2 separate regions of the Homo sapiens genome follow, and region 1 is linked to region 2. Evidence: read pairs that join two places in POLR2A ChIA-PET (ENCODE). Cell type or tissue: GM12878. All regions are shown on one strand. Each heading gives the region's core, and the rest is flanking DNA. Links, peaks and the distances in the headings are about the cores only. Region 1 has its middle 21 kb from the start of TLK1. Region 2 overlaps METTL8 (methyltransferase 8, tRNA N3-cytidine).

Region 1 (4,397 bases), core at 261-4,260, 140 kb after region 2:
CAAGCACCAGACTAGAAGACAATATTTGCAACATATACATATATAATAGACAGATAATATCCATAGTATATAAAGAGTATCAAAAAATCAATGAAGAATAAAACCAACCAGATAGGAAAGTAGACAAAGGATAAAACAGATGATTTAGAAAAGAAAAAATAAAAGTAACTAATAAACAGAGAGTAAGAAAGCTAAACCTCTTTCACTATCAGGGAGTATTAGGAATTTCTACATATGTGGTAAATCTTTAAAGAAAAGCAAGGAAATGATAAGATATATTCAGGATATATCTTATCCAGTTTAGAGTTATCTGTGGATGGAGAGGAACACCCACAGCTTTAACATTATTGGGAGCTTTAACATTATTGACAAATTTTCTGTTTCTCAAACTTAGTAGTAAATTCATAGATGTTCATTTTTATTTTTAAATGTCATTAATGTACATATATTACACTTATTCTTTTTTGTATATGTAATGTATCATGATTTTTAATATGGAAAAACAGGTTTTTAAACTTCATTTTCAGACAACTTATTTGAAACAACTTCAAACTTACAGAAAAATTGCAAGAATTATACAAATAACCCCCATAAACTGTTTGTCCTGAGACCCTATTCAAGTTTGTCCAGCGTCACAATAATGTTCTTTCTTTCTTTCTTTCTTTCTTTCTTTCTTTTTTTTTTTTTTTTGGAGTCAGGGTTTTGACCTGTCACCCAGGCTGGAGTACAGTGGCATAATCATAGCTCTCTGCATCCTTGACCTCCTGGGCTCGAGCAAACCTTCCTGCCTCAACCTCTGGATGAGCTGGGACTACAGGGATGTCCCCACCATACCTGGCTAATTTTTTAATTTTTTGTTGTGATAGGGTCTCACTGTGTTGTCCAGGCTGGTCTCATACTCCTGGGCTCAAGCAATCTTCCCGCCTCAGCCCCTCAAAGTGTTGGGATTACTGGTGTGAGCTACTGTGCCTGGCCTCAGTATATTCTTTTTGCTATAAAGCAAAAGGATACATTCCATGTTTTGTACCCAGTTATCATGTCTCTCTAGTCTCCCACCCTGAAATAGTTCTTCAGTATTTCCTTGTTTTCCATGGCCTTGTAGAATGTCTCTCAGTTTAGACTTATCTGAAGTGTGCTTTTGATTTGACTTAGATCCTGCTGGAACATCATAGAAGTGAAGCTAATTTCTTACTGCATTCTAATAAGTAGCCCACAATGTCAGTATGTCCCATTTCTGGTGGTATTAATTTGATCAGTTGATTAAGATGGTATATGCCAGGTTTCTGAGAAATTATTCTTCTATTCCTTTGTAATTAATAAGAATTTGGGGGAAAGTACTTTGAGACCGTGTAAAATTCTCTTCCTCATTCTACTTTCACCCACTAAATTAGCATCCATTGAGGCTTTTTCTCAATTTTTATTATGCTGATTGCCAAAAAGTGATTTTCTAATTCCATCTACATTTGTTAGCACAGACAGTGTGATTTCCATATGGCCCTATTCCCAGAGATAGTCATCACTAGCATTCCTTTTTGATAGTCTGATGGGGATTTTTCTCTACATGCTCAGGTATAGGAGTGAAAAGCCACTGGTTGGATCGACCCAGAGTAGGTTCAGTAAGTGATCTTTCAAAGGAGTAAACAAGTTAATTGTCTTGGCAAGAGTAGGATCGAAGAGATGGATTGTGGGGCGTAGCTGGATAAGGAAGGAAGTAAAGCCAGAGGCAGCTGACAGATTAGGAGGAGATGGAGAGAGAGAAGGACTGCCGTAGTTTGAATGCTCTACCCCTTCGAATCTCACATTGAAATTTGATCCCTAATGTTGGAGGTGGGACCTAATGGGAGGTGTTTGGGTCATGAGAGTGGATCCTTCAAGAAGAGATTAAAGTTTAGAGAGGAATAGGTTATTGCTCTATTAGGTCCCTTAAGAGCTGGCTATTAAAAAGAGCCAGGTGCCTCTCCCTCTCCTTGCTTCCTTTCTTGCCACGTGATCTCTGCACACAACAGTTCCCCTTCGCTTTCCACCATGGGTGGAAGCAGCCTGAGGCTCTTACCAGAAGCAGATGCTGACACCATGCTTCTTGTATGGACTGCAGAACCAGGAGCCAAATAAACCTTTTCTTTATAAATTACCCACCCTCAGGCATTCCTTTAGAGCAACACAAAATGGACTGAGATGAGGACGTAGAAACTCTTTGATGCTAATATGTTAGAAGGGAAGCTTTAGGATGTACAAAAAAATTAGATCACTTAGGTCCTGGCTTGGTTTTTTACTTTGGATTTCTCAGATGCTTCAGAGTCTTTATATGGACACCTCATTGATGAAGCACATGGAATGATTCATACCAATCGAAGTTAAGAAACAAGTTTCACTGTTTCACTTGTGAGTGTGACAATTTTGGGGTCTTGGTGATGGTGTTTTACAACTACCAACTTTGAAGTTTTGTTTCAAGATCATTAAAGAAACATTGAATTTTGTTTCAGCTACTGTTTCTCTCAATGAGACATTAATTCTTCCAGCTTCTGTTGAAAGATCAGAACAAATGGCAAACCTTTATTGTTTTTGTTCATTATACAAACAGAAACTTTCTTGTGCTCAAAGCTTTTTACAGAATGAATCTGTTCTAACTTTAACTCCTCAACCATTATTATCAGAGTTAATCATATTTTAAAGCCCCAAGTCTCTGAACTTTTTAACATTTGCATTAGACCTATAGTTTTACTTCTCATGAAAAGTCATCTTCTCCAGCTTTGAACATTATGCTAAAGTAAAAAAAAAAAAAAAAAAAAGCATCCTCTTAACATTATTTGTATGCCCATATAGTCCTAACATGTCAAGTGACTCATTTGCAGAATTTACATGACTGAAAATGTAGTCTCAAATCAGTGTCTCAGTAACAGTCACTCATTTTAAAGCCAATGCAGAAAAACCTCCTGGACTACTGAAACTTTGTAACATCAGCACAAAGCTTCACACAGAGCAAATACAAACTACTTCAGAACTCTGGAAAGAGTCATTCTAACCTATGGCACTGAAGATGCACTGAATTATCCAATGCAATAAAAAGTATATATAAAATTTAATAGTCATCAGTGTAAAAGGCCATAATACTTGAAGTAGTTAAAACATGTTGTAGTCTTCTCGGTTCTGACAGTTCCTCTTTTGTTTCCAGGAATCATAAGGAGAAAACAATTGGTCTCCTTACTTTGTAGCACTCCCATGTTGCTAATCTGTGATTTCAATTATCCATACTCAAGAAGAGAGATATCAATATGGGTAAAACAACTGATAATATGCTAAGTCTTCCCTTCCTATCAGATTAGGACCTGAATTTTGATGACAAATACTGCCTATTGAGACGCAGGGACCCGGGGGGCAATTTTTTTTTTTTAGACAAAGTCTCGCTCTCGCTCTCGCTCTGTCATCCAGGCCAGAGCCAGAGTGCAGTGGCCCCGAGTAGCTGGGATTATAGACGTCCACCCCCATGCCTGGCTAATTTTTTTTTTTTTTTTTTTTTTGAGACAGAGTCTCACTCTATCACCCAGGCTGGAGTGCAGTCGTGAGATCTCAGCTCACTGCAACTTCTGGCCCCCAGGTTCCAGTGATTCTTGTGCTTCAGCCTCCAGAGTAGCTGGCATTACAGCCACATGCCACCACACCCAGCTAGTTTTTTTTATTTTTAGTAGAAATGGGGTTTCACCATATTGGCCAGGCTTGTCTTGAACTCCTGACCTCAAGTGATCCACCAGCCTTGGCCTCTCAAAGTGTTGGGATTGCAGGTGTGAGCCACCATGCCCGGCCTAATTTTTGTGTTTTTAGTAGAGACGGGGTTTTATCATGTTGGCCAGGCTGGTCTTGAACCCCTGACCTCAAGTGATCACCCGGCCTTGGCCTCCCAAAGTGCTGGGATTACAGGTATGAGCCACTGCACCCGGCTGCTCCTGCTCCTTAATGTCTCCTTTACTTACTCCTTATTTGTGAATAATGAAATTGATAAATAGAACAAATACTGTCTGCTTGATTGTCAGACCAAAAACTACTTCCTTTTTCTCTTCTTCGCTTACTCCTTCTCTTCTCATAAAAGGAATATAAGGAGCTAACTGCTTAAATGTCAGACTCATAGCAATAAAGAGCCTATCATGTTTCAAAACCTCTGAAAGCTCTCTAGAGGACAAATAGGGGGCATTGGGGAATCCACACCTTCTCTAACTTTTTTCTTCTCTTAGCCAAGATTCCAATTCATGTCTGTCTGATTCTCTTAACTGCTAGATTATGAAAAATTAGGTCTTTGAAATGAGAATGAGAAAGAAAAAAATGTCATCATGTATATTTATTTCATTTGGGAATAAAAGGGTGCCCTGTAATTTAGAATAAGAGACAGGGATGACTCATTACAA
Region 2 (4,397 bases), core at 99-4,098:
AACATTGACTTCTGAGAACTTATTTGCTTTGCCTCTCTCGATTCCATATGCTTTGTCTACAAATTGTGAACACGTCCCGGTTTCTACCCGTGTGTGATTCTAAGTCGTTGCTGTACTCTAGCTTGTACGTGAAAATTCACCCATATGCAGATAGCTGCCCTCTTGGAGGCAAAACTTAAAGCTATCAGAACCATCTGGATTGTTAAACCCCAAAACTTCCAACTCATCAAAGTCCTGAAGCCTGAATAGATCACACATTGTTACTTCTAATTGGTTTTGATGTTTGTTATGCTCCTCACAAGTGCAGATAACTTCACATTTGCATCACTAATCGACCTCTTTCAAAGCCTCTGCTCCTCCTGCTTCCTGCCTCTGTTAGTCATCAGGAGACTTAGTGTTGGCGTGGGTATTTTCCCCGCTTGTGAAAGTGCATTGTCAATTCTAGAGCATTAAATATATGTGAGGTATTGTTATTAATCTACAAGGCAGTACACACAGTATTCCAGCAACAGTGACTTTTTCAAAGGTTTTATGAGACATTGTAAGAAAGACAGTATCTTTCCATGGAAAAAAGTGTTGCCTCAGAGTCAAACAGGAAGCATGGGTCCTAGTTCCTATTGAACTGCTTAGCTACTCTTAATTTAGCTCTGAATGCTAGATTTTGTGTATACTATACACATTATTTAATCCTCAAACTCCTAGGAATTCATTTTGATGATAACCATTTACAGAAGAGATGTTGGGTAACTTGCTCAGGATACCACATCTAGTAAGTAGCAGAGTCACAACTCGGACCCAGAACTCTCTGATTCCAAAACCTCTACTTGCTGCTCTTGTAATGGATGGGCCCAAATGCTGCTGGGAAAGGCACCAGGGAAGAAAGAGCTTTCTGAGTCAAGCAGAAAACGATAGCAGTGGAGAGGAGTTTGTTTCAGACGACCTTCAAGGTTATGGCTCATTCTAGATCCAATCATTCTAGCAAATAAGTAGGTTACACTTGTCCACAATTACAAATTGGAAAAGAAGAGAAGGAAAGGAACTGAGAGGAATGACAAAGCAAAAAGCTTTCAATCAGTTCTTTTCAGCATTCTGCTTCTGCCTAGTTCTGCACTCGCCCCACCCCCTCAGGCTTCAGCCTTCCACTTGGCATCCCTCCTCGCAGAGCACTCTCACTTGCATACTCCTCGCTTAAAGAAAAAAAGCATTCTGTACTGCAGTGGGGAAAAAAAACCCTTAAAATGTCTTCAAAAGGATTCAGCTCTAGGGTAATGTAAAATATGTGAAATCAGGAGGTGTCCATAATAAAATATGAGTGAAAACATCGTTATTTAAAACATTGTATGTACATTAATGCCACATTAATACCAATTCAGGCATGAAATGTTGAGCATTTCTTGGAATACGGTTTCTTGGAATATGGTTGGGGATTTGAGAGGCGCAAAGGTACCCGCAAGATGGCTTTGGTGTAGTTATAAATATAAATAGAAGTAAAATAACAGTTGCATCTTCATTTATAATGAATCTATATTGTGGCCTCAAAGCTACAGAGAAAAGTGGATGCCAAAATCTGTCTTTCATTAACATATGTCTTAAATGACAAGGAAGAGGTGTTGAAGATAAAATTACTTTTTCCTATGAGTATGAATCAGCAACATGCAGTAACAAGCAAGTAATAATAGTTCTGCGTGTGAGTGCCTACAGAGGGTAAGAAAAATAGCATCAGATTGAAAAAGCAAGTGCACCTGCAGAAGGGACCCAGGAGGCTGCAGAGCACAGCTCCCTTGAGCATCATCTCAAAGTGTCTCAGAGCACAGTGACCCTAATTCTGGCAAGTCAGGTTGGCATGAGATGGATGGAGCACACTGAAATCTCCAGATGGTCAGACAGCCCACCCTCAGCTGCCCCTGGAGCTCGGCAAAGGCAAGCTACAAGGCACTGCTACTTGGCCAAGAGTTTAAAACAACAGCTTCTGATTCTACAGTGTCTGTGGTTTCACAACCACTTAACCTTAAGTAAGGAACAGCTAGAGTTAGCTGAATGAATAAATACACGTTAACGTTACATAAAGAGGGAAAAAAAGCAATACTTGAGCACATAGACTTCAAATAGTGTCCAGCTAGCTGTGTCCTTGGCATCCCAGTGATCTGGGTCTTTATCTTTGATTTTCTCCAGCAGGTAGGCACTGAGTAGATCCAGGGCCCAGGGCGGGAAATGCTTCTGTATCAGATGTTACCTATCAAATAAAATGAGCCTTTGATTGCCTCCTAAAGCTCCAGCATCGTCTTTCCTAGTTGGGCTGATGAGGTTTGGTCCAGAAAAATGGAATTTTGTTATGCTTATAAAAATTATTTGGCCAAATATTTTCAATCCATTGCTCCTAGTTCATTGCAGAAAACGCAGAAATTAATTTTTTCCTCAGTTAACCTTTATATATCAAGTGTTGGTTGTTTCAAAAAACACTGGAGGACAGTCACCCTTTGGGCTTTTAAGGCTTTTCCGCTGGAAGCAAGCACTAAACCTGTGTGACTTCCTAAAATTAGCAATGAGCCCGCTGCTGAGTCCACTGCATTAGTGGGGCTTTTTTGTTTTTTGTTTTTAATGCTCTGTACTTAGCACAAGCAACACTATGTAATTGCTGCCTCATTTCTCTCACCTTCTGCCTCCTGAGAGCAACTTGTGTTCCTCCTGAGGCAGTCCTGCTAAACAGAATGCTTGGCGTAAAGAATGCGATCGCTCTCCTTACATCTTTAGTTGTGCCCTGCTCCCTCAGGTGAGCAGAGACATATCCCCCTAAGCAGCATTTGGCACTCGCACTGAAAATTGCCTGAAAGAGAATGGCTGAAATTGCCAGTATCACATGCTGCATTGAAACAAGAAAGAAATTTCTGCCTCCAAGGATAATTGCTTTTCTCATTGCTCATACTTTTTCTTTCGCAGCCCTCATTTATTTTAATATTTATATCTTTACTTTGACTTTCTACAAGATATTTTTTAAGTTTCTTTTTAATCCAAATGAAAGATGAAATTCAGGATCCCAAAAAGCAAGGAAGATCTATCCTTTCCATGAATATATTCTTAATCCACCACTCTCTGAGATGTCTCTTCATTTGCAGCTTTGTTTCTTAATAGAACACCTGGGCTCTGGAGATTAGTGAGACAAAGCTTCATTATAATCTTCCTTGTTTTACTCACATTTCTTCCATGCTTTCTCTCCCTAACTCACTCTCCAGGTGCTTCTTTCTCTTGCCAAATAGTGCAAGGAAATACTTTTGCAGATCTTTTGTTTACTTTAGGAAAAAACCATGGATCCAGGCTTCCCCATTCAGCACTGCTGCTCATTTCCTGACTGGCCTTTACAGTTTGGCTCAGTAGCAACTTGGGGACTTGTTTTCTACCCACAGGAAAGGAGCTGGGTGCCCGGCAGCCCCATGCCGGCATGAGAATTAAGTCCTGCTCATTCCCTGGATAAGCAAGCTGACGTTTTCCTCATAGATTTTCTTTTCCATTTCTCAAAGCTTTATTGCATACTCATTTAGCTTTGACTTTTAAAAAGACATTTTAATAGTGTTGTTTTTCCTCCAAGCATGTGCAAAAGCTGATCATGTGCACGAGGAAGCTCTCGAGAATAAAGAATTACCTCTTTGCTGTTTTTCACCTACTACGTCACACACTACACAACACACCCAGGGCTTACCCCTACTCCAGTGTCATTGGCAAGTGCCTGGCCTGGTATAGGAGGAACTGTGACACCAGAGGAATTTGGCTTGGGTTACCTCACTTTCTAGGTTCCCAAGATTCCCAAGTTAAGGAAGCTTTGGTTATTACATAGTTGAACATTTTCTTATTTCATGTAAGTTTTGTAAATCTTCTGTGATTTCTTCTCCTCTTTGGCACATTTACATTAAATTTTATTCTAGTTATGTAACTGTATAGTATAATTATGTTTATATATGGATATAAATTGCTCTGTTCATCCTACTTTGGGGAATTTATTCATAGTTTGCTATGAGGTCAGTAACTTTCCGAAGAGACAGGCTTTCTAAACTTGAAGCCTATACTTTTATATATTAATGCATTTTTTTTTACATTAGAAGATAGTTAACCTAAGAAAGTTGAATGATAAGTAGAATGAAAGTAGAAAGCACTGACTGACAAAACAAAGATCTTCAGTACATCAGGGATGAGTGTTGTCTTTCTTAAGGACTTAATCTGTAATATAAAATGTCAAATCAAATACCATATTCGGCCAGGCGCAGTGGCTCACGCCTGTAATCTCAACACTTTGGGAGGCCGAGGCGGGTGGATCACCTGAGGTCAGGAGTTCGAGCCCAGCATGGACAACATGGTGAAACCCATCTCTAATTGTGCAAGGAAATTAGCTGGGCATGGTGGCGTGC

Evidence for each region. Peaks named below come from ENCODE experiments on the same cell type or tissue, not always from the same donor. Only the 100,000 strongest peaks of a DNase experiment are listed, where the experiment ranks them.
Region 1: POLR2A ChIA-PET joins it to region 2 with 5 read pairs; 5 of 35 experiments call an interaction of 5 or more read pairs at or near these places.

What each region holds. Positions count from the first base shown.
Region 1 is chr2:171,179,216-171,183,612 of GRCh38, reverse strand. It overlaps a transcript of TLK1 not described here. Among named protein-coding and RNA genes, the nearest start is that of TLK1, 21 kb to the right of the region's middle. In GM12878, for the core only: no CTCF peak of the experiment used is centred there; no DNase peak of the experiment used is centred there; H3K27ac peaks cover 1,195 bases.
Region 2 is chr2:171,315,274-171,319,670 of GRCh38, reverse strand. It overlaps METTL8 (methyltransferase 8, tRNA N3-cytidine), which reads left to right. Exons shown (of 10, transcript NM_001321154.2): 10 at 1-3,925. Among named protein-coding and RNA genes, the nearest start is that of METTL8, 120 kb to the left of the region's middle. RefSeq lists enhancers at 1-521, 1,000-1,099, 1,827-1,886, 2,989-3,811 and silencers at 1,109-1,311, 2,618-2,912. In GM12878, for the core only: no CTCF peak of the experiment used is centred there; DNase peaks (open chromatin) are centred at 220, 370, 959 and 1,810; H3K4me3 peaks cover 1,312 bases; H3K27ac peaks cover 3,725 bases.